2 separate regions of the Mus musculus genome follow, and region 1 is linked to region 2. The links are chromatin loops, found by intact Hi-C in ENCODE. Cell type or tissue: heart. All regions are shown on one strand. Links, peaks and the distances in the headings refer to the core of each region. The heading gives the core; the rest is flanking DNA. Region 1 holds the start of Nisch (nischarin). Region 2 overlaps Pbrm1 (polybromo 1).

The links. Peaks named below come from ENCODE experiments on the same cell type or tissue, not always from the same donor. Only the 100,000 strongest peaks of a DNase experiment are listed, where the experiment ranks them.
Region 1: a loop joins it to region 2, with 2.6 times the contacts of the local background. A loop is called at or near these places in 8 of 42 quality-filtered maps.

The regions. Positions count from the first base shown.
Region 1 is chr14:31,200,791-31,212,221 of GRCm38, reverse strand. Nisch (nischarin) reads left to right here and starts at 5,396. Exons shown (of 21, transcript NM_022656.2): 1 at 5,396-5,655; 2 at 7,697-7,780; 3 at 8,813-8,995. The coding sequence starts at 5,560. Tnnc1 (troponin C, cardiac/slow skeletal) reads right to left here and starts at 3,910. Exons shown (of 6, transcript NM_009393.3): 1 at 3,844-3,910; 2 at 2,389-2,419; 3 at 2,016-2,162; 4 at 1,544-1,658; 5 at 806-942; 6 at 493-716. The coding sequence starts at 3,867. The coding sequence ends at 685. In heart, for the core only: a CTCF peak has its summit at 5,553 (motif pointing left); DNase peaks (open chromatin) are centred at 6,151, 6,571 and 7,231; H3K4me3 peaks cover 2,485 bases; H3K27ac peaks cover 2,048 bases.
Region 2 is chr14:31,020,894-31,032,324 of GRCm38, reverse strand. Pbrm1 (polybromo 1) reads right to left here. Exons shown (of 33, transcript NM_001081251.1): 2 at 9,466-9,605; 3 at 6,675-6,827; 4 at 4,780-4,877; 5 at 1,334-1,481. The coding sequence starts at 6,812. Among named protein-coding and RNA genes, the nearest start is that of Pbrm1, 7.5 kb to the right of the region's middle. In heart, for the core only: a CTCF peak has its summit at 6,333 (motif pointing right); no DNase peak of the experiment used is centred there.

The DNA.
Region 1 (11,431 bases), core at 5,466-7,965, 180 kb before region 2:
GGGAGTCAATATTCCTGTAAAAAGCCACAAGGTAGAGGGACGACAGTGCTGTAAGCCTGCTGGGTTTCAGGAGGTTTAGCTTCATTCCAAACAGGATGGAGAGGTTGCTGTGCCAAGGAGCACCCAGTGCCCTCTGAACTAGCTGTTCCCATCCTGAGAGAGTATCTGTCGGCTGACTACTGGCTGAGCCTGGCAGTTCACCACCCCTTACCTCCCCAGTGAGGAAGTGGGAATGGACAACTCTGAATGCCGGTCAAATGTCTACTCTACACCTTTCATGAGTTCCAGGAGCTTCTTAGAATACAGGCTCTGGGGCTACAGCAGGGCCTAGTTATCAGGGGTACAGAGCACGATGTCTCGGACCTGATGAAAGTCTCTGGCAGAAGGTGGGTTGAGCAGTCAGAATACAGACTCTGCAGCCAACCTGACAGGGATGGTGTCATCAGGCAAGAGGGAACCCCGAGAAAAGACTGTGACCCCAGGAAAACCAGAGCAAGATACCAGGCCTCTGGGGAGCAAGGATTTATTTGCGTTCCCCAGGACAGGAATGGGGAGAGAAAGTCCGGAAGGGCCAAGGTTCAAGGACACAGGCAGGCTCAGAGTCTAGAGAGCCCAGCTGCACTCCTACCACGGGGTCTGGGTGGAGGGGGAGAACAGGCGCAGGCAACCGTGCAAGACCAGCATCTACTCCACACCCTTCATGAATTCCAGGAACTCTGTGGAAAGAGGGCCATGATGTATGTGTCAGTGGTAGGAGCCCTGTGAAAGATGAACAAGAGGGCACCTGGTCCTCCCACCCACTCACCGTCATAGTCAATTCGGCCATCGTTGTTCTTGTCACCGTCCTTCATGAGCTCTTCAATGTCATCTTCCGTAATGGTCTCACCTGTGGCCTGCAGCATCATCTTCAGCTCATCTAAGTCAATGTAGCCATCAGCGTTTCTACAGGGAGGGAGCCCAGGAGGATGCGGAGGAGGGGGAGGGGAGAGGAGAGGGGGAGGAGGGAGGGAGAGGGTAGGGGAGGATGTGGAGGGGGGGGGAGACGGAAGGGGAGGAGGGAAGGAGCCAAACCCACATATACAACCCCAGGAGGCAGGGCAGGGGCATTAGGAGATGCACATTCTATGTCTCACCTCTCATTGGATGCAAAGACTGCAGGGTGTCTACCCGAAACTACTCTTTCTTTCTTTCTTTCTTTCTTCCTTCCTTCCTTTCTTTCTTTCTTTCTTTCTTTCTTTCTTTCTTTCTTTCTTTCTTCCTTCCTTCCTTCTCTCTCTCTCTCTCTCTCTCTCTCTCTCTCTCTTTCTTTCTTTCTATCTTTCTTGTTTGTTTTTGCTTTTGTTCTTTTCAAGACAGGGTTTTTCTATGCAGCCCTAGCTGTCCTGGAACTCACTCTGTAGACTAGGTTGACCTCAAACTCAGAGATTCACTTGCCTCTATCTCCCGAGTGCTGGGATTAAAGGTGTGCGCCACCACTGCCCAGCTGAAACCACCCCTTCTCCTCTCTGCTTGGGCCAGGGTCAGAAGCCAAGCAAGTCCTCACTTGTCAAACATGCGGAAGAGATCCGACAGCTCCTCCTCAGACTTCCCTTTGCTGTCGTCCTTCATGCACCGAACCATCATGACAAGAAACTCATCGAAGTCCACTGTGCCACTGCCTGTGGGTAGGCAGCAGGGCCGGAGAGAGAACAGTTAGCATTCCAGCAATCCACGCCCCCCCCCCTCCTCCCCACACTATAGGGCTAGTGTGTTCCTTTGCCCACTCCTCTTGTTTGAGATAGAACCTTGCTCTGCAGTCCAAGATGGACTGGACCATAGAGAGCTATGTGACCCAATCAGACTGACTTCAAACTCACAGCAGATCTACTACCTCAGCCTTCTTGGAATCACAGTATGAGCTACTTGCCAAGTTTCTGGATGAGATGGTGAAGATATGGAGGGGAGGTAGCTCCTGGGCCAGTGAACCCAGGGTGCTACATACACGTGTGGAGACTGGAGTGGGTGAAGGGACTCACCATCCTCGTCTACTTCGTCAATCATCTCCTGCAGCTCCTCAGGTGTGGGGTTCTGGCCCAGCATCCTCATCACCTTGCCCAGCTCCTTGGTGCTGATGCAGCCATCCTCCGCGCCCAGGACAAAGATATCAAAGGCAGCCTTGAACTCTGGGTCCAACAGAGGGTGAGAAGATTGGATCAGCAGCCAGGAGGACACTAGGAATCCAGGTCCCTGGGGCCACCAGGAAATTGTCCACCTCCCTTCGAGAGTTCTTTGAGGTCACAGCAAGGAGAACCCTCAGATTATAGCCTCTAATCTGGGGTTCATTCCTGGAAAGGCGTCCCCCCTCTACGCCCCCCCAGCCCTGCTGTCCCCTCAATGGGAGACACTTACCATTCTTCTGCTCCTCTGTCAACTGTTCTACCTAGAGAGAAGAGGGGAACTCAGGACCTCAGGACCCAAGCTCAGGCCTTAGCAGACTTAGAGACTGACCCCATTCTACAGGTGGGAAGAATGATAACAGAAGGAGAATATATTCCCAGGTTACAAAGTCCTCCTTCCCTGCCCTAAGGTGACCCAGATGGTTTCTCAGAGGCTGGGCTAGGGCCAAGGTGACAGGCAGGCACCCCTCCCAGGACCAAGGTGTCCTGAGTGACAATAGTCATTGACCATTGCATGTCCTTTATGTCATCCTAATGAAACTTAAGCTGCATGGCCTGAGAGACAGCTGTCCCTCAGGTTGAGACAATAAAACGAATGTGGGGGCGAGCAAAGCCACCCACTGTAACCTGACCAGGGTGGCCACTGAGCTATTTTTAAAGGGGGACAAAGTTAAACCTGGTGATTGTTCTGGGGACTTTGGTATGCAGGGGGTGGGGTAGTGTTATCTGCCCCCCTGGCCTACTGGTGCTGCCTCAGGAGCCAAAATTAGTCCCCAGCCCCGCCAGGCCTTGTATGGGCACTGGGTGGAGGGCCACCCCCCTACTCCAGCTCCACAGACTCCTACAAGATAGCCAAGGATACCATAGGAACCAGCTGCAGCCCTTCCCTGCTCACAAGTGGGGCCATATTCCGGGGGTTGGGAGAGAATTTCCTGAGAACAGCTGTTTGCTAGGATTTTCTTGTCTCTGAAGCAGGTATATCAAAAGTCCCTCAGCGTCCCCAGGAAATCGAACAGTCTTAGGGTCACTGTTCTCTAACCCTGACTCTTATCACTCTCAACTCCTACCTAACCCCTGAGCCTGCCAGGGACTGAGGTTCCAACAAGCCATTCCTTCTTCCCTCCCTCTCCTCAGGCCTGTACCTTCAAAGCATCTTTCCCATCCCAGGACTCAAGTTCTCCAGCCCTCTCACAATTCCCTCCCACCTTCTAGAGCCTCCTCATCCAGCTCAGGGGCTAGAGGAGAGAGGCAGATCTGAGTATGTAAGAAGCAGATTGTGAGAAATGGAAGCTTGGGAGGGGGTGCGGGGCGCAGACCTGGAGACACACAGAGAGACAAAGACTCAGAGACATCGTGAGGAAGGAACAGAGATGGAAAGACCTTGTGAAAGACCAACAGATGTCTAAAGAATAAAAACACAAATACACTCAAGACAGTGACAGGTTAGAAACAGAGGGAGACACAGGATGCTGAAAGCTGAGACCATACCCCTAGCCACATTGACAAACCCCTGAATTGCTACCCTTTCTGCATCCCCCAAATGTCAGCTCAAGGGGCTGGGTTACAGGTGTGTGGGGACCCTTTTGAGTCCCCCATCACTTCCCTAGTGTACCCCTGTCCTCCATCCTTAGCTAAGGGAACCCCAATGGACCTACCCACCCTAACCCCTTAAAGATTCATCTCTCACCGCAGCTTTGTAGATGTCATCCATTCTGGCGACAGCTCACAGGACAGGCTACTGGGGTTGCCAGCCAGCCAGCCCTCTGCTTGGGCTTATATAGCCCTGCCTCCCTCCACCTCCTGCTACATTCCCAGCCCAGCCCACCACTGCCTGGAATATCCTCCACCCCCTCCCTGGTCCCTGTAATCTCAGGCTGGCCAAAGTCCCTGTATCATCTGCCTAGGGCCAGGAGCTATGAAGGACTGCAAGGACCAGGTCTCTTGCCATCTGTTCCCCAGACCCCACCCCACCCCCAGGGAAGTCTCAAGAAAAAAAAAAGAATGTATTGCTTTTATTTATGAGTGCATGTGGAAGTCAAAGGACAACTTGCAGGAGTCATCTATCTCTCTCTGCTACCTAGGTTCCCAGGAACCCAGGACTGAACTCAAGTTTTCAGGTTTGGGAGCAAGCACCTAAATGCAATACACACACACACACACACACACACACACACACACATCCTCAACAACCTCAGGAAAAAGTTTCCTGAATGAATGAAAATATGAGCACACAGGAAATGTGAAGTAAACAGTTCGGTCTTCTATGGAATCACAGTGACTTGCCTGAGGTCAAGCTGACCGGAGAATCCCTACCTTATATTACACCCCCTGAGAGATGGTAGCATGCCAACAGAGGCTGGCAGTGTAAGTCCTGCCAAGAAACACTTCCTATGCAAGGTTCAGAGTATAATATGACACTGGTAATGGAAGAAGTCACTGGCCCACAAAGAATAGGCTGGCCTGAAGCCCTTCAGCGGGATCTACCACGCCGCAACCTTCCATCTTTCAAGGACAACAATCAGTGTTCACTTCGGGTTTGAGTCAGCTGCATTCTGTGAGTCAACAAGTGTCCCTAAAGAACCCTATGTCTATCAGGATTCTCTCTTTTCCTCCTCCGGTTGGGTCATCTCTTCTCCAGCTAAGTCTTCCCTATGGTTGTTCCCTATGGATGTTTCTTCAGCCACGCTCTTGTGTCCAAGGCCTAGTCTGTCTCCTCCTCACCTTGAGCTCTTGCAGGATGTCATCTGGGAAACCAGATGGACAGCGCATATCTCTTCCATCCACCTGCACGTCTGCTGCATATAAGCTCTCCCTGAACACACCAGTGTGCCGCCTAGCACACTGCCAGGGGAAAGCCCGTGGGGTACTGAGCACTGCAGAATCACCACAATCAATTCTCCACCAGTACTTTTAACAACAAACCCCCCAAGTGTCGGAGAGTCCCTCTGGTCCTTGTTCCATCTCTAAGTCTAGTCTTATTCATTTTGCTCTTGCTACACAGGGAATGAACCCAACAGCCAGGCGAGACCCTATTAATGTCCCCTCTGGAAACTGAGGCCAAGCGAAGCAGAGTGACTTCGGAGAGTTCCGAAGGCCCATGGCCTCTGCCCTTCCCTGCTGTGAGCCCAGCGGACAATGACCACAACTGCCCGAGGGGACAGAACGCCGCACAGGTATACAGAAAGCAAATTGGGCAAGCCCGCAGGAGCTGCGCATGCGTGCCACTGGTTGTGCTGTCAATTACGGGCAAGGGGCGGGGCGAGGACGCAAGCAGGCCGAGGGGCCAAGATGGCGTCGCGGGCGCGGGCGGGGGGCAGCGGGGGCTGGGGGGCGGTGGGACGCTGACCCCGCCCCCTGCTGCTGCCACTCTGCGCCGGGCGTCGGCAGCGGTGGAGCCGGCAACATGGCGGCTGCGACACTCAGCTTCGGCCCTGAGCGGGAGGCCGAGCCTGCCAAGGAGGCGCGCGTCGTGGGTTCTGAGCTCGTGGACACGTACACGGTGTGCTGGGGGGCCGCGAGCGTCCAGAGCGGGCTTAGCGCCTGGAACCCGGAGTTCTCGACCCAGGGGCTTTGAGAAGTGGGGGGTGGGGGGGGCCTGGGTAGCACATTCGATGAGTGCGTGGAAGGTTCTGCGAGGTAGCGACGAGGGAGCCCGAAAAAAATGGGGGATTCGGAGGAAGGGCCGGGTCGCATAGGTTCTGGAGGAGGATCTAGGCGGGGCGCGGGAAGGGGGGCTGGGGAAAGGGTGCGCGACCAGAAAAGGAGACTTGTGTTGGAGCAATCAGAGGGTGGGGGAGGAGGGGATGGTGAGATGGAGGCCCTCTGGATCCTCCAGGCAAGGAAGAATGCCAGCCTAAGAGACCTTCATGGGAAGTCTGGGAGGAAGGGGACGCGGAAGGGGTGGTCTCTGGTCGATGGGACCAAGGGCCAGGGCTAGAGATCATCAGGTGGTGAAGGAGAGACAGCAGATCCCGATCTCCACCCCCACCAACCAAACACTAGTCGCAGTCCAGATCAGCCCTGCGAAGTGTGTGTGTGTGCGTGCGTGCGTGCGTGTGTGTGTGTGTGGGGGGGGGTGGTGGATGGAAAAATGAGCCCTCGGGGTCTGGGGAGAAAGGAATGGATCCCAGCCGTGCAGAACACAGAAGTTACCTCGAGGCCGAAGTACAGGGCCTGCAAACCTTAGGGGACGTCACGGCTTAGGGGAGAGGGACACGAGCTTCTAATGTATCCTTGTAGGCTACAAGGGAAAGCCAACAAAAAAGGAGGGTAGTTTCTGTGATGGCGTTAGACGCCCTTTGGGCCTGCATAGGGTTGGATGCTAGGCCCGAGAGCCTCGTGGGCAGCCTGCCAGGTGAAAACTTGCACTGTGGTGGGGGCCCACTGAGCACCTCCCGTCTCCTTGTCCTTTGTTCCCTGGAGGGTGGACAGAGGTAAGGGCCTCGGGCCTGCCTTTGCCCCACCCCACTGGCTCCCACCCTAATACCGGATCCTGAGGGCGATTCCTCTATCTAGTTCTTTCTCCCCGCTGCAAGGAAGAGAAGCCGCTAGCGGCTCCTTTTAGAGCAACAGGCTGGCTCTGGAGAAATGGCTGCTCCTGGGGTCAGGAATCAGCCTCGTTCACTGTTCCCACTAACCTCTCCGTGCTCCAGGCCGAGGAAGGGAAGCTAGGACCGTGGGGCTTGATCTAGTTAAGGAATGAGGTCACTCACCTAGGACTAGCTGCAGTCAGTAGAGGCTCTTTGTCCTTCCCCTTAGTGTCAGGAGCAAGGTGATGATCCAAACTGACCATCCTCATTTGTCACTGGGTGTGATGCACGGAATGTGACTAACATATCTATCTTCTGTTCCGTGTTAGGCCTTTACACTTAATTGCTTTACTTGGCCCACCAGGTTTTAAAATGGAGGAATTGAGGCCCAGAGAGAGCTTAGGTTCCCAGTCACTTACATAAGTGGCACATAAGCCACACCCAGGAAATGGGATAGCCAGATTTTGAACCCAGGTTTTGGTGGACGATTAACCACCAGAGCTATATCGCCTTCTGTTGAGGCTGATTGAGCCACCGCTGCCCCTGGAAGCCTGGTGATGCCTTGCCTCCTGGTTCAGCTGCCAAAGTCAAAACCACAGCTAGTGGAAGAGGTTGACTGAAGGCCTTGCTTCTAGGATGGAGTTAGGGCTCCTGGAAAGATGTATAGCAGAGACACTGGTGCTGCCTCACTGGGCTCTGCTCTGCCTCCCTTGGAAGGGGCAGCCTTGCCTATAGCACAAGTTGGGTTTTGAGTTATACAGAGACAGGAGGTAAAAAAAAAAAATCTAAGGAGGTGTGTGGAGCTAGTCACCCATACCATTCCTTCCTGATAATGGGAGCCAGAGCTCTTCTCCAGACCTTACAGGGCTGTCAAGGAGGCTGAGGAAAGCTGGGTGCACAGTGGGTGTGCAAGGATGCCTGACTCTGGCTTTTTGGGGAGTGGGGACTGAGTACCTTGCAGCTATTGTGAGTTGGGGTTCTCTTGTCACAAAAAATCATTTTTCCCTTTAGGTTTATGTCATCCAGGTTACCGATGGCAACCATGAGTGGACGATCAAACACCGTTACAGTGATTTTCATGACCTACATGAAAAGGTAATCTGAAGACCTTGGCACCTGTATCTCAAGGGGTGGGGCTTGTGGGCCAAGTCTCCATTGTGCCACATGTTAATTTTAGGGCAAAACTGCCTCCACATCTATTGCTTGTAAGTTTTAAAAACATTTATTCATGGCCAGGGTTATACCACACATACCTTTAATTCTAGCAGCACTTGGGAGGCAAAGGCATGTGAGTTTAAGGCCTGCCTCATCTACAGAGCGAGTTCCAGGGCTACACAGAACCTGTCTTATAAAACAAAACAAAAAAACAAGTGTGTGTGTGTGTCTGTGTGTGTCTGTGTGTGTTCTAGTGAGAGGAAGATGCACACGTGCCACAGCTCATGTGTAGAGGTCAGTTTGTGAGAGCAGGGTTCTCTTTCCACCATAGAGGCCCCAGGGATTGAACTTAGGTCATTAGACTTGGCAGCTCCTTTACCCGGTGAGCCCTCTCATGAGCTCTGTGACTTGCTGTAGTAAACCAGTTCCTTGATGCAGCACAAAGAACTGGTTGGTGCTAGGAATGCAACCTAGTGTGAGACAGTCTAAGGATAGAATATGTAAATTTTAATTTTAAATTTTAAAATTGCCATGCACCTCCAATATAAGACAGTCTCCTGAAGAGGGTACAGGTTTGAACTTGTCCCACAAAATATATTTTTATTCTCTAATAACAGATTGAAATTGTATTTTCCCTTTGCTTTTAGAAAGAGCTGCTTTCTGTGGGGCATTTGTAGTGAGCATGTCTTAAAGATACAAACTCCTTTTATTTCCAAACTTTAGGGACCGTAAGCACTACTTTTCTGAATATCCCCAAAGACTAAAGATGGCAATTTCTCACTTGGAATTGTATTAGTATTTCCAGTACTACTTGGATCCGAGGCCGGATTCCAGATGCATTAGTTGGAGCACTAATCCCGGCCCTGCTCCCAGCAGTGGTTGCAGAAGATACGACTGACGACTGCCTGCCTGGATCTGACACAGACGCAGGGCTTCTTGGTCTGTGTTTGATGTGCTTGTGTTCTCTTACAGCTTGTGGCAGAGAGAAAAATTGACAAATCTCTACTTCCACCCAAAAAGATAATTGGGAAGAACTCGAGAAGCTTGGTAGAGAAGAGGGAGAGAGACCTGGAGGTGTACCTCCAGACGCTCCTCACAACCTTCCCTGATGTGGCTCCCAGAGTTCTGGCCCACTTCCTGCATTTTCACCTCTATGTAAGTTCCTTTGGGGCTCTCTGCTTTGCCTATGAACCCACAGCCACCAAAGCTGTAGGCCTTGGCTTTGAGGAGACACAGACTGGACCCTGGCCCTGAGGTTACCTGACAGAGGGTTAGAGGCAGATGGTACACAGTCACATTTGTGTTGGTGGGTTTATATTAAATTGGACTGGCCATGTATTTTCTTCTACTTCATGACATTTTACTTTGCAGAAATAGCCCATGGTTTGGTTTTTTGTTTTTGTTTGTTTTGTTAGATTTATTTATTTTATGTATATGAGTACATTGTAGCGGTCTTCAGACACACCAGAAGAGGGCATCAGATCCCATTACAGATGGTTGTGAGCCACCATGTGGTTGGAATTGAACTCGGGACCTCCGGCAGAGCAGTCAGTGCTCTTAATCGCTGAGCCACCTCTCCAGCCATAGGCCATGGTTTTTAAGGTAGATTTCCCTCAATTGGGTGAGCATGGAGGAGAACTGTGTAATGCCTGGCATACACTTAGGGTTGCCATGTGGGCTCAGACTCAGTACCAACAATGGAGCTGTTCATTCTTTTCTACTTTTAAGATTATGTTATTTATGCGTAGGGTGCGTGCATGCCAGGTAAATGCGTGCAATCCAGAAGAGAGTGTTGGGTTTCCTGAGGTTGGAGTTACAGGTGGCACAGGCCAGGCCACCTGCTGAACTGGATTCGGACATGTACTCTTGGGTTTTTTTGTTTTTTTGTTTTTGTTTTTGTTTTTTTGGTTTTTCGAGACAGGGTTTCGAAACCCTGGTAGCCCTGGCTGTCCTGGAACTCACTCTGTAGACCAGGCTGGCCTCGAACTCATCCTCCTGCCTCTGCCTCCCAAGTGCTGGGATTAAAGGCGTGCGCCACCACTGCCCGGCTGGACATGTACTCTTAACTAAAGAATTGCCATCATGGGACTCATGGTCGACACCCCCACTGGCAGTGTACTGAAGCTGAGGGGACACACTTCTTTTGTATGGGACAAGGCAGCATAGATCAGCTCTGTGCTCCCTGCTGGGTAGAGAATGGTGTGCCACTGCTGACAGAGTAAATCACCCTGAGCAGACGCTTCGTCAGTTTGTAACTGTCCAGAGACACAGAGTGGGACCATGTCTCAAAAATGGTAAGTAAGTAAAAAGTAATTTAGTTGTCAGACCTTGGGGAGGGTAGTTTAGCAAGCAGTGTGAAATGAAAATTTCAAAAGCTACTAGCAGTTTACTTCTGAGAGTTTATTCTCAGGAAAGATAGGGTAACTCTAAAGGGACACGTGAAGAAAGGCAGTCATGTCAGGATTCAGAGCAAGATACTGAAGACAAGATGAGAACACTGGGAAGAACTTTCATTTAAAAAAAAAAAAAATCAAGCCAAGCCAGGTATGACGGGACACACCTGCAGTTCTAGCACTTTCCAGACTATAGTTCAAAGCCAGCCTGGGCTACATATCAAGACTTGTCTTGAGAATCCAAACAAGGCTGGGTATAGTGGCACATACCTTCTATCCCAGCAGGCAGAAGCAGGCAAATCTCTTAAGGCCACACAATGAGAATTTTGTCTCCAGTGAAACAACAAAACAACAAAAACGTGGTCAGCCATGCAACTGGAGATTCTGTTGTGGTATGGCTGAGGCCCCACTGCCATGGGAAGATAAACATGCAAGAGCAAGTCCTACCGTGCAGGCGCACACCTTTGTCCCAGCGCTCAGGAGGCAGAGGCTGGGGGATCTTTGTTCTAGGCCAATCAAGGATACACACTGACACTCTGTCTCACCCCCCTTCTCACCCTAAAGACCCACAAAAGGACAGGTTGTAAAACGGTATGTAGACTAGGGTTCTGGTTTTATAAGAAAAAGGGTCACATAGAAATCATTATCTATGAAAAACTACATGTAGAAGTTTTCTTTCAGAGGTTTTCTGATAACATTTAATATTTAATTATTTTCCCCTTAAATGATGAAGGTAGCTTTGCCTTATTGGAAGTACCTTCTTTAAAAATTTTTTGAAATTGCAAAGTAAGACTTGTGGGCATTATTAGCCTGAGATTGGGGTTTGCTGATGTGGCTAGTGTCCTGCCACTGAGCTGGGAGGTACTGTACACAGTTAGACATGGTTATATACCAGATCCTGTTGTAAATGGTTTGGTTTTGTTGTTGTTGTTGTTTTTAATTTCTTTATGTTAGAAAAAAATTCTCCCTTGCTATGTGAGTCTGTTAAATAAACGTCACAAAACTTCCAATCTCCACTGAAGAATGAAACCTGATAAACATCTCTTTGAAGGTCTGGTTTATTGCTTAAGTCTGTGTCTTTGGGGAGAGATTTTCCTGGCTGCCTCAGGTTTGCCCAACTCTGATCTGGGAAAGGTCTAGAATGTTCTTTTCAGTTGGACTTTCCTGCGATAGTCTGGGGCCAGCCTAACTCTTGTGG
Region 2 (11,431 bases), core at 5,070-7,569:
GAACTGCTATTTTTTTTTTTTTTCAGAAAACCTTCTCTTTTTTTTGTTTTTGCTTTTGTTTTCAAGACAGGGTTTCTCTGTGTAGCCCTGGCTGTCCTGGAACTCACTTTGTAGACCAGGCTGCTCTCAAACTCAGAAATCTGCCTGCCTCTGCCTCCCAAGTGCTGGGATTAAAGGCGTGCGCCACCACTGCCTGGCCCAAGAACTGCTAATTTAAGAGACAAATCTGAAAATACAATTATTATAATTACTTCAAAAAAATTTTTTTTCTTCAGAGATTTATTTATGATTATACATAAGTACACTGTAGCTGACTTCAGACGCACCAGAAGAGGGTGTCAGATCTCATTATAGGTGGTTGTGAGCCACCATGTGGTTGCTGGGATTTGAACTCAGGACCTTTGGAATTGTAGTAGGTGCTCTTCATCACTGAGCCACCTCGCCAGCCCTACTTCAAAATTCTCATGATTAGAAGATATGCACAACTTAGTCCATCTTCTAAAACAAAAAAGAAAAAATGGCTATTCATTTTAAAGACATTTCTGAAGTAAATTTACAGAAGCACTTGAGGCAGAAGACAAATTATTTGCTAACTTAAAATTAATTATAAAAATTCCAATGTAAAGACCTATTATAAAAGATAGAAATAACTAGTGAAATTATTTCTACTTTGCATTAGACTAACAGCAAACTTCAAAAAACAGAAAGAATTAAGCTACCTAAAAAACAATACCTAAATACACAAAAGCAGACGAAGTTTTCAAAGACACAAGACGTGAGGAAAGTCTTTGTGGTGTGAATGAAAATGGCCCCACAGGCTCATAGGGAGTGAAACTATTGGACTGCTCTTCCAGAGGTCCTGAGTTCAATTTCCAGCAACCACATGGTAGCTCACCACCATCTGTAATGGTCTGATGCACTCTTCTAGTGTGTGTCTGAAGATAGCTGCAGTGTACTCATATAAATAAAAAATAAATAAGTCTTTAAAAAAAAAGCACTAGGATTTTTTTGGCTTTGAGGACTCACACAACAGCTCACAACCATCTATAACTTGTTTTAGAGAATGGACCATCTCTTCTGGCCTCTATGGGCACTGCATATACATAATGTACTTATATGCATATGGGCAAAAGACACTCACACAAACACACATCTTTTTAAGTTACTAGGTGTGATACATGCACCTATAATCCTAGTATTTTGAAGATAGAGGAAAGAGGATCAGAAGCTCAAGTATATAGTATTCCCAAATTAAATAAAGACATAAAATATAAATGATTTTTTTTAAAAAATTTATAAAATTAGATACATTCCAAAACTGACGCTTTCTTACCTTATAGTAGGCCTTTGCATTGTTAAAAAGCAGCTGGAAGTCAGCAGTCAGTAGATTAACATCATCATACTCTTCCATTTTAAGTTTCTGTTGGATTTTCATCAAGTCAATGGGCTGAGAAACCACTTCATAATAGTCTGGTTGATTTCTGTTATAATTTAAGTATGTTTAAATAACACGAATTCAAAGCATATAAAAAGTTTTATTTCAAATCTATCTGTATAATATCCAACACATGAAATAACAAATCTAATTACAAATTCCCCAAGAGACTCTCCCTCATTACTAGAAAAGGAAATACCAAAAGCAAGATGCAGGTGTGCTCTCTTTTCAAAATACATACTTCATACAAAAAAAAAAAAAAAAAAAAAAAAAAAACCTAAGTTAACATTGATGATCAGGTTTATATGCCAAATATCTAAGGTTAAATATAAATATAATTATCTAAGGACTAAACCGATGTGAATAGTATCGTCTATAAACTTCCTCATTCCAAAATGGCTTACAACAAAATTCAAAGTTACACAATGAGTCAAGCATAGTGGCACACCTTTAATCCCAGCATTAAAGAGACAGAGGTGGGCAGATCACATAATCTGAGGTAAGCCTGGTCTACACAGTGAGTTCTAAGACAACTGGAGCTACATAATGAGACCCTGTCTTGAAAAAAAATATATAAAATAGGTTATTGTTTTCTCACTTAGTAATCACAAGGCCTTTTCTGGCCATGTACTATTACTTCTATGAAGTATAATCAACTAATAAACTTAGAAAGGAGACAGATGCTTACCAAATGTAAAAGATCTAAAACTGTATCTAAATACAATGGTCTAAGAATAATAAACAAAAAATTCTGATAGTGGGAATAGTGAAGTAACTCTGTGGCAGGGTCCTTGCCTAGAATGAGCAAGGCAGGGCTGGTGAGATGGCACAGTGGTTAAGAGCATCGACTGCTCTTCCAAAGGTCCTGAGTTCAAATCCGAGCAACCACATGGTGGCTCACAATCATCTGTAACGAAATCTGATGCTCTCTTCTGGAGTGTCTGAAGACAGCTACGGTGTACTTACATATAATAAATAAATAAACAATATTTAAAAAAAAAAGAAAAAGAAAAAGAATGAGCAAGGCCCTGGTTCAACCCTCAACACCACCAATGGGGAAAGAGATGGAAACCCAGGATAGTGACAAGAGATACACCCTGGAAAGGAGAGACACAGAGGGACACAAAGGAATTTCAGAGACAATTATGAGAATTAAGTTCCTAAGATAATTTCTTAGGGCTCATGACATTTATTATTTTCTGTTTTTTTTCTAAAGGAGTTCCACAAAACAAGCAAACCTAAAAAATAATCTAAGTGATTACTTTCTCAGTTTCCCAACAGGGTTACTTTGCTCCCTTTTAGATGTGTAACAGAAAAGTGAATACAGTCAAAGACTGCCCTGGTCACTGACGGTTCAATGCCTTTGGAGAGTCTATAGTCATTTTCCATTATGTACATCTGCTTTTAAGTCTGTCATAAAAGTTCTAAGAACGTGATCAGCAAATCAGCAAAATACTAAACAGAGAAGGAAGTGCTCCCGAGCCTGATAACCTGAGTCCAATCTCCAGAACCGAAACAACTCCTCCAAGTTGTTCTCTGACCTCCAGACATGTACACTTGAATGAACGTGTGCACAAAATTTAGTAAATGTTAAAAAGTGTACTTTTAATGTTAAGAACATCCTAAAAAACTTATTTTCCAAAACAACTGAGTTAAGCGCTGACATATGTTTGAGTACTTGTTTTTCTTTTTTTTCCTTTTTTGAGACAGGGTTTCTCTGTGCTGTCCTGGAACTCACTCTGTAGACCAGCCTGGCCTCGAACTCAGAAATCTGCCTGCCTCTGCCTCCCAAGTGCTGGGACTAAAGGGGTGCGCCACCACGCCCGGATGAGTACTGATTTCATACAATCAAGGGACCACTATTCAAAACCAGGAGACAAACTTGGCTATGGTACCATCTTATCTGTTTATTCTATTTATATTCTGCCAGCTATTCCAATCTTGTCCTTCACAGTGAAAAAAATTGAGTACAGAAATCCTGCTTTCATTGTATTTTCTTAGTTTCTTTCATTCTAAATAACTACTCAGCTTTCCTTGATTTTCATATATTTTTGAAGATTACAGGCTAGTTATTTTGTAAAGCATTACTCAACTGGAATGCTTCTTCTGGCTTCCTTTGAAAATAAAGCCCTGTTCTTTACAGAACAGAGTGTAGTAGAGATGATGTGGCAATACTCACAATTTTACCAGCTTACACATGGTTCTGTCTTATTTTATTAATCTGATAAGGTTACCTCTGATCATTTGATCATGGCAGTGTTTGCTAGGTTTCTCTACTGTTTCATTTAAACAGGGAAATACAGTCAGAAAGCCCATTCTTGCCATACTTTCAATTTATTCATTTTTTATTTTCATATGGGTTCCTGAGTTACTACTTTACCAAATGGGTTAAAGGTTATAATGATAGCAATGATTATTATTTTTGAGACAGGGTCGCAACTAGGTAATCCTGGCTGTTCTGAATCTCACTATGTAGGCCAGGCTGGTCTTGAATTCACACATATCTACCCACCTCTCAATGCCATCACATACAGCCTATGTTATTACCAAACTGCTTCAATGTCTAGCGAGTGGGTGTTCTGTTAGTGTACTTCTATATTTTGTTTTAATTTTTCATGTTTTGAGACAGGGCTTCACTATATAATCCAAGCTGACCTAGAATCTACTATGTAGCTCAGGTAGGCCTCCCAATCATGATCCACCTGCCCCAGTCTCAGCTGACAGTATCTATTTTCTATGTTGTTCTAACATGTTCCCATCACTTTCCATGTACTTGATTATTTCCTGACACCAAAGAGTTCTCCAGGATCATCCCAGTCTCTGCTGAGTGCTGTATATGCTCATTTCATGCTGTGTCAGTGGAAAGAGCTAGGGAATACAGATATGCTTATAAATAAATACATTTGCAAAGATCTCTGAATCTACATACATTAAAAACCATGAAAATCAACTCCTGCAACAACTCCATATACGCAATGTAGCATACACACACACACACGCAAATAAGTATCTTGATGAATAAAACTGAAATTAAGATTAAAAATAAAAAAAAAGACTAAAATTGAACCCCAGACTTAACCCACTCCTTATGAAAAAATAATTACCAAACACCCTAACTTTAGACCCCGTGTCAAATCTTCCCAATTGCCAGGCAGTGGTGGCGCACGCCTTTGATTCCAGCGCTTGAGAGGCAGAGGCAGGCGGATTTCTGAGTTCGAGGCCAGGCTGGTCTACAAAGTGAATTCCAGGACAGCCAGGGCTACACAGAGAAACCCTGTCTCAAAAAACAAAACAAAACAAAACAAACAAAAATTCTTCCCACTTATCTAAGTTTCCCACCTCACCTCCGCTTTGGAGCCCTAATGAACAGCTCACAGAGGAGTCTGCCCTGTTCATCCTTATAGTCTCGGATGGTGTTATAGAGTTCATGGCACACAGCAATCTACACAAAGGAAGAAAAGAAAAAGAATCACCAAACAACATCCAATGAAGGCCTATCAACAATTCTTTATTAAAAACATCTCCAGAAAAGGAAAATAGAGAAGAAAAGGAAAACCTCCAAAGTACCCAATGGGGTCCCCAGTCTGCTACATGCTGAGAGGACATAGTTTTTAAATAATGTATGGGAGGCAGAAGTAGGAGGTAGCTCCAATTTAAGGCCAACCTGGTCTACAGAGTGAGTTGTAGGCCAGCGAGGGCTATCTATATAGTAAGACCCTGCCTCAAAACACCAAAATAATTATATAAATAAACTAACAGAAAATACTCTCAAGTTTTTGTAACTTTTATTAGATCTGTGTCCCCCACCTTCATTTCCTGGTACTAAGATCACAGATCATTACCATGTCTGATTCTGACTTTCTTTTAAACTAAATCAGCTTATTGGCTTATATAACTCTCCTGCTTAAAAATAATCTAACTTAAAAAAATAAAAGTTTGGGGGTCTGGAGAGATGGCTCAGCAGTTAAGAGTGCTGACTGCTCTTCCAGAGGTCCTGAGTTCAATTCTCAGCAACCACCTGGTGGCTTGCAACCATTTGTAATGGGATCCTATGCCCTCTTCTGGTGTGTCATGTATTCACATACATAAAGTAAGTAAATCTACAAAAAATAAAAAAGGAAAGCTGGAGCTAGAGAGATATCTCCCTGGTTAAGAATTCTAGCCACTCTTTCAAAGGACCTGAGTTTGACTTCCAGGACCTACATGGCAGCTCATAACTGCCTACAGCTTGAGGTCTAGGGTGTCTGACACCCTCTTTTGGTCTCCAAGAACACAATGCCTTTACATACAGGCAAAAAATTCATACTCATAAAAAAATTTAAAAAATAATTTTTAAAAAGCCACCTAAGGGGGAGGGGTATGGGATAGGGGGCTTGTAGAGGGGAAACCGGGAAAGGGGTAACATTTGAAACGTAAATAAAAATAAAGCCACCTAAGCTGGGCATTAGGGAAACACAACTTTAATTCTAGTACTGAGAGTCTAAGACAAGAGGACTATGCACTCAAGCACGCACATTAACCTACTAAGCTAACTCACTAATTCCTCTTTTCCCACGTGACATACTCTTCTTCTTAGAACTTCCTACTAGGTGCCAGTACTTTATTGGAATCTATGCTTCATGTGAAAATGGAGATAGCCTCAAATATAGTCATATCTCAATAACTTGAACAGTGCTCACAACTTGCTGCCAACCCTTACCTGAGCTGGTTGCTAGAACCCACATGGCAAAAGATGACGACTTGACTCCCTCAAGTTGCCCACTCCCCTCTATACTGGCCACAGCATATATATTCAGTGCTCACCATATACCCACCCACTCCTCCTTTTTTTAACATTTATTTATTTAATGTAGGAGTGTTCTATCTGCATGTACACCTGCATGCCAGAAGAGGGCACCAGATCCCATCACAGATGGTTGTGAGTCATCACGTGGTTGCTGGGAATTGAACTCAGAATTTCTGGAAGAGTAGCCAAAGCTCTTAACTGATGAGCCATCTCTCTAGCCCCTAACCACATATTTTTTTGTTGAACAAATATATAACACAACGCACTAATATTTTAACTTCAAAATATTAAATGATACCATTACTGTTAAGACTTGAGGCTATAAATATACTTCTATATACCTATCAAACCAGTTGGGGGGGGGGGAGGCCATGTAGATGTTCAACTGCTTCAAAGAAGGAAGAGTAGGATTACCATGGGAAATTGGGCAGAAGCCATGACTTAGATACTTACAGGATCTACAGTTGGAAGATTGGACAGTCTTCTCCTTTTCCTGCTTGGGCCTGGTGTAGGCACAGAATGGTGCCCGTCATCAAAGTCTCCACTGACACTGCTGGAAGGAGAGGTGGCTCTTCTTCTCTTGGAACCCATGGAATCCAACTTCTTCTGTAAGAAATAATTAGCCAAGTTCTTATATTTAATCTTTAACAATGTCAACAAACTCTTAGCAGGGCACATATCACCAAACTTCTCATTCATTTAAGATAGCTGATAGAGTTTTTTTTTTTTCCCCCCAGAGGAATTGAACTAGCTTTAAGTTCTTTTGTTAATTTAAGTGCTAGACCTCAATGATTTTTTAGCCTTTTACTTATCAGAATGCTGTACCATCAAACTCTGATAGGATAAATTTGGCAGAAGTATACACATTTGTATGTCAATAATTCTAAATTAGCCATTTCTTGCTCCAGATTTATCTTGGAATGTGGCTTCCTAATTCATGTATAGTCATTTTTTAAAAAAAGTATTATTTTTTATGTGTACAGGTGTTTTGCCTGTGTAAGTATCTGTGCACCACATGTGTGCCTGATGCTAGAGAAGATCAGAAGAATGTATCAGATCTCCTGCAACTGGAGATACAAATGGTTGTAGGCTGCCAAGTAGGTGCTGGGCAATAGCCCCAGGTTCTCTGGAAGAGCAGCCAGCACTTAAACACTGAGCCATCCTTCTAGTCCTCTAGTCTTCAATAGTGCACTGGAAGCACTGGTCCCTAAGACCCTGAGGCCCAGGTACACATGGGGACTCTAAGGTCATTACCAAGGGTTAGTAACTTCAGCTGCTTTCCTGAATGTAACTAATACCTCAGTGGGCCACAGTGTAGAAAATGAAACTAAGAAGCAGTATCTGAAGCAAAGGGGATGGAGCAGTAAACTTCTTAGCACTGGAGAAGTACCCTAAAATTAACACCTTGAAAATGAATTATCCTCTTAAAGCAGAATTCATAAAAATACCTCTGTGAAACAATGTAAGTTTTGTTTTATCTGGGAAGAAATAGCAACTTGTACACTGAACTCTTCTATTAAGTCTTTCCTTTCAGTAAGAGATGTCCACTATACTCACAGATTTTGGAAAATAGCTTTAAGTCTTATTAGAATTAGACGATCTGGAAGAACATGCTATACACATGGGTTCTTGGGTAACGAATGTGTAGACATTTAGAAACACAAACACTTGTTGTTAGCTTGACTGATATTTTTGTTTGTCTGCTGACTTCAGCATTTTTATTGTTATTTGCAGTACTAGGGGCTGAATGTAGTACCTTTCACATGATAGGAAAGTGCTCCAACACTGAGCCCTATCATTAATACAAAAGGAACTCTGTGTGTGTGCCTGTCTGTCGCTGTGTGTGCAGGACATAAGTTGATGTTGGATGTCTCCATTTAGCACTTTCCCCTAACCCTGGAGAATATCTAGTCAGTCAGTGCCTGAGACCTACTTATCTGTTCCTCCAGTGAGGGGCTACAGACCCTACCACCCACACATGGCTTTTATGTGGGTGCTGGGGATCCAAAGTCAGAGCCTCATTTTTGCACAAGAACTTTAACCACTGAGATACCTTCCTAATCCTATAAGACACTATTCTTTGATAGGTGCAGTGGTGCAAGCCTTTAACCCCAGCACTTGACAAGAAAGGCAGAGGCAGGGGGAATCTCTGTGTGCTCAAGGCCAGAATGGTGTACATACTGACATCTAGGTCAGCCAGGGCTACATACTACCTCAAATAAAAAAATAAAAATAAACTACTTTTTAACTTTACAATATACGCATTTGGCTATAAGAAATGCAACCACAGAAATAAATTACTACAGTTAAAGGGTATAAACCCAAGGAAGTCCTACAATGCTTATATAGTTTAACAGTAGTATCAAATAGTGCATTGTAATTTCAAAGGACTTTCCTAAAGCTAAAAGTAACAATAGACTTTATTAGTTTCACTAAATAAACAACAGTAGACCAGTGGCTGCCAGTATTACAGAGAGAAAACTGGGGATCTCCAGGAAATAGAAAGCAAGAACAAAACAAACAAACAAAAAAATCCGTTGAGCAACTAAGAAACAAGAGGAGTCTTCTGTCTCTTGCTTTGAACTATAAAGTCCACACACTGTTTAAAACAGAACCCACAGTGATCATGTTCCTTCCTCTAGGCTTTGGTTTATTACCAAGTATATTAGTTTGAAATTGACTAAAAGTGGTTAACAGCTTCTAAAACCTTAAGTCAAGAACACTTAGGTACTGTTGTTGTTATAAAAGACTGCTAACTGGCCACAATGCCACAATTTAATGAAGTTAAGGACTAATCCTTGGAAACACTCTGATAAACACAGGAGGGACTCAGATGGGAAGAAATACTATAAAATTCAGAATGCTGAAGGGAAAAGGTAAAGAACGACAGAAACAGGAAAGGGTGAAGATGATCAGTAATTTACCAGCTTTACCAGAGCACAACCAGCGCCTCGAAAAGCCAATCTCCTCATTATGTCTGCAGGCCAACTGAAGCCCGTGAGAGAAGGGAGGGCTTATTCAGTTAGTCTATTCAGAACTGAAAGAGAAGAACAAGGCAGAGAAAGGGGAAATAGGGGGATAAATGAGTTACAAACAGACAGAAAACATACATTCAAATAGAATTGCTAAAGTGAGAGATACAGGCACATCAGTCAGCTCTCAGGTGCACCTGACATTTCTTTCCTTTAACAACCCAATGCTTCCACATGCTTAGAAATGTCTCACTGAGTTCACCTTTACTCACATGAAATGACTGTCAACTCCAGGAATGAAGCATGCCTGCCCAAGTGCCCCCTAGTCAATAAGAGCAGAGTTCAATCACAGAGCTGGAATGGAGAGTGCACACATGTGGGAGGCTCACATGTGACACCAAGTGTTGGCAAGCTGGAACAAACCAAGAACGGCTCATGAGAGCAAACTCTACAAAATTCTTCCTCCCCTCCACCCAAGCATCAGAGAAAAACATTTCTTTCCAAAAGCTCTATCTGCACTGGAAAGACACAGCATTTAAGTTTTAACAGGGCTTTAAAAAGTCTTCAATTATCTTGGCAATTCAAAATAACTGCTTTTTATAACGCACTGGAAAACAAATGACAAAAAAATGTAAATTATTAGTTTTGAATATATTGTAATTTTAGATGACACAACAACCCAGACCCCTTAATCTTTAATACACTTTCAAAAGATAAAAGATACAAGAGAGGGATTTTAAAAAATATTTTCTTATCCGAAGTATATACCTTTTAACTTGTAATGTGAAATAATCGATCCACACTTAGGAGTCAGACCTTCCACTCTAGTTATCTGTATGATGCTAGCCAAACTACAACTCAGATCAGTTTCTTTATCTTCAAATGCAAACAAGGGCTAGCAATAGCTAAGTTGGAAGAGTGGTTGCCTAGCAGATTGGAAGGCCCCAGGTTCAATCCCAGCACCACGTGGAACTGGGCATGGTGGTACACACATGGAATACTACCATTAAGAAAGTGGAAACAGGCCGAGCGTGGTGTACATGCCTTTAATCCCAGCACTTGGGAGGCAGAAAAACAAAATTTTGCATAATTTAAAAACAGTCTCTAAGTACTACTTCATTATTTCTTTATCCATAAGCAGAAAACAAATGATTCTGGGGTTTAATTTCAGATGTTAGGATGGCCTTATTTACAGTAAAAAATGCAAGTGTCTGACAATGAATCTGGATACTCCCAGTGCACAATAAATACTTCAGAAGTCTGGGAAGAGGAAAATCAAAGTACTTGCCATGCAAGCATGAGGGCCTGAGTTCAGATCCCCAGGACCCACAACAAAAGCTAGGCACAACTGTGTGGCCCTCTGACCCCATCACTGAAGGTACAGAGGAGGTGTAAAGACATTAAGATCACTGGGGTTTGCTGGCGATCAGCCTAGTCAAACCCCAGCAAACTCCAGGTATATAATGAGAGAATTTGTCTTCAAAAATAAGGTAGCCCTGGAGAGATGGCTCAGAGGTCAAGAGCACTGGCTACTCTTCTATAGGGCTTGAATTAGATTTCTAGCACCCACATGGCAGCCATAACCATCTGTAACTCCAGTTCCAGGGGACCCTCTTCTGATTTCTTGAGGCACAGCCATACATGGAGACAAAACATCCACACACATAAGATAAAAATGAATAGATCTTAATATAAATTAAAAAAAAACAAACAATAGAAAAACAATGCCATGGATCTCTAGCCTCTACAGACACAGGCATACATATACCAAGTAAGTCTTTTAAAGAGTACTTAAGAATATGGAACTGTGGGGGCTGGAGAGATGGCTCAGCAGTTAAGAGCACTAACTGCTCTTCCAGAGGTCCTGAGTTCAATTTCCAGCAACCACATGGTGGCTCACAACCATCTGTAATGGGAACTGATGCCCTCTTCTGGTGTGTCTGAAGACAGCTATGGTATACTCATATACATAAAATAAATATTAAAAAAAAAATATGGAACTGTGTAAGTACCTAGTATAGCCAAATACCTGACAACATACTTTTAGTATTCTGTGTTTTTTAGTAATATTCAGCATTGTAACAAATACTTAAAACAAAAATTGTGGTAATAAGTAGGCAATTACCATCCTACTTCTCACAGGAAAACCACCTTCACCACTGCCACTCAGAGCCTTTAATATTTACCTACTCCTTATGTTATCTTTTGTTGTTGTTGTTTTCTCTCCTTTTCTTTTTG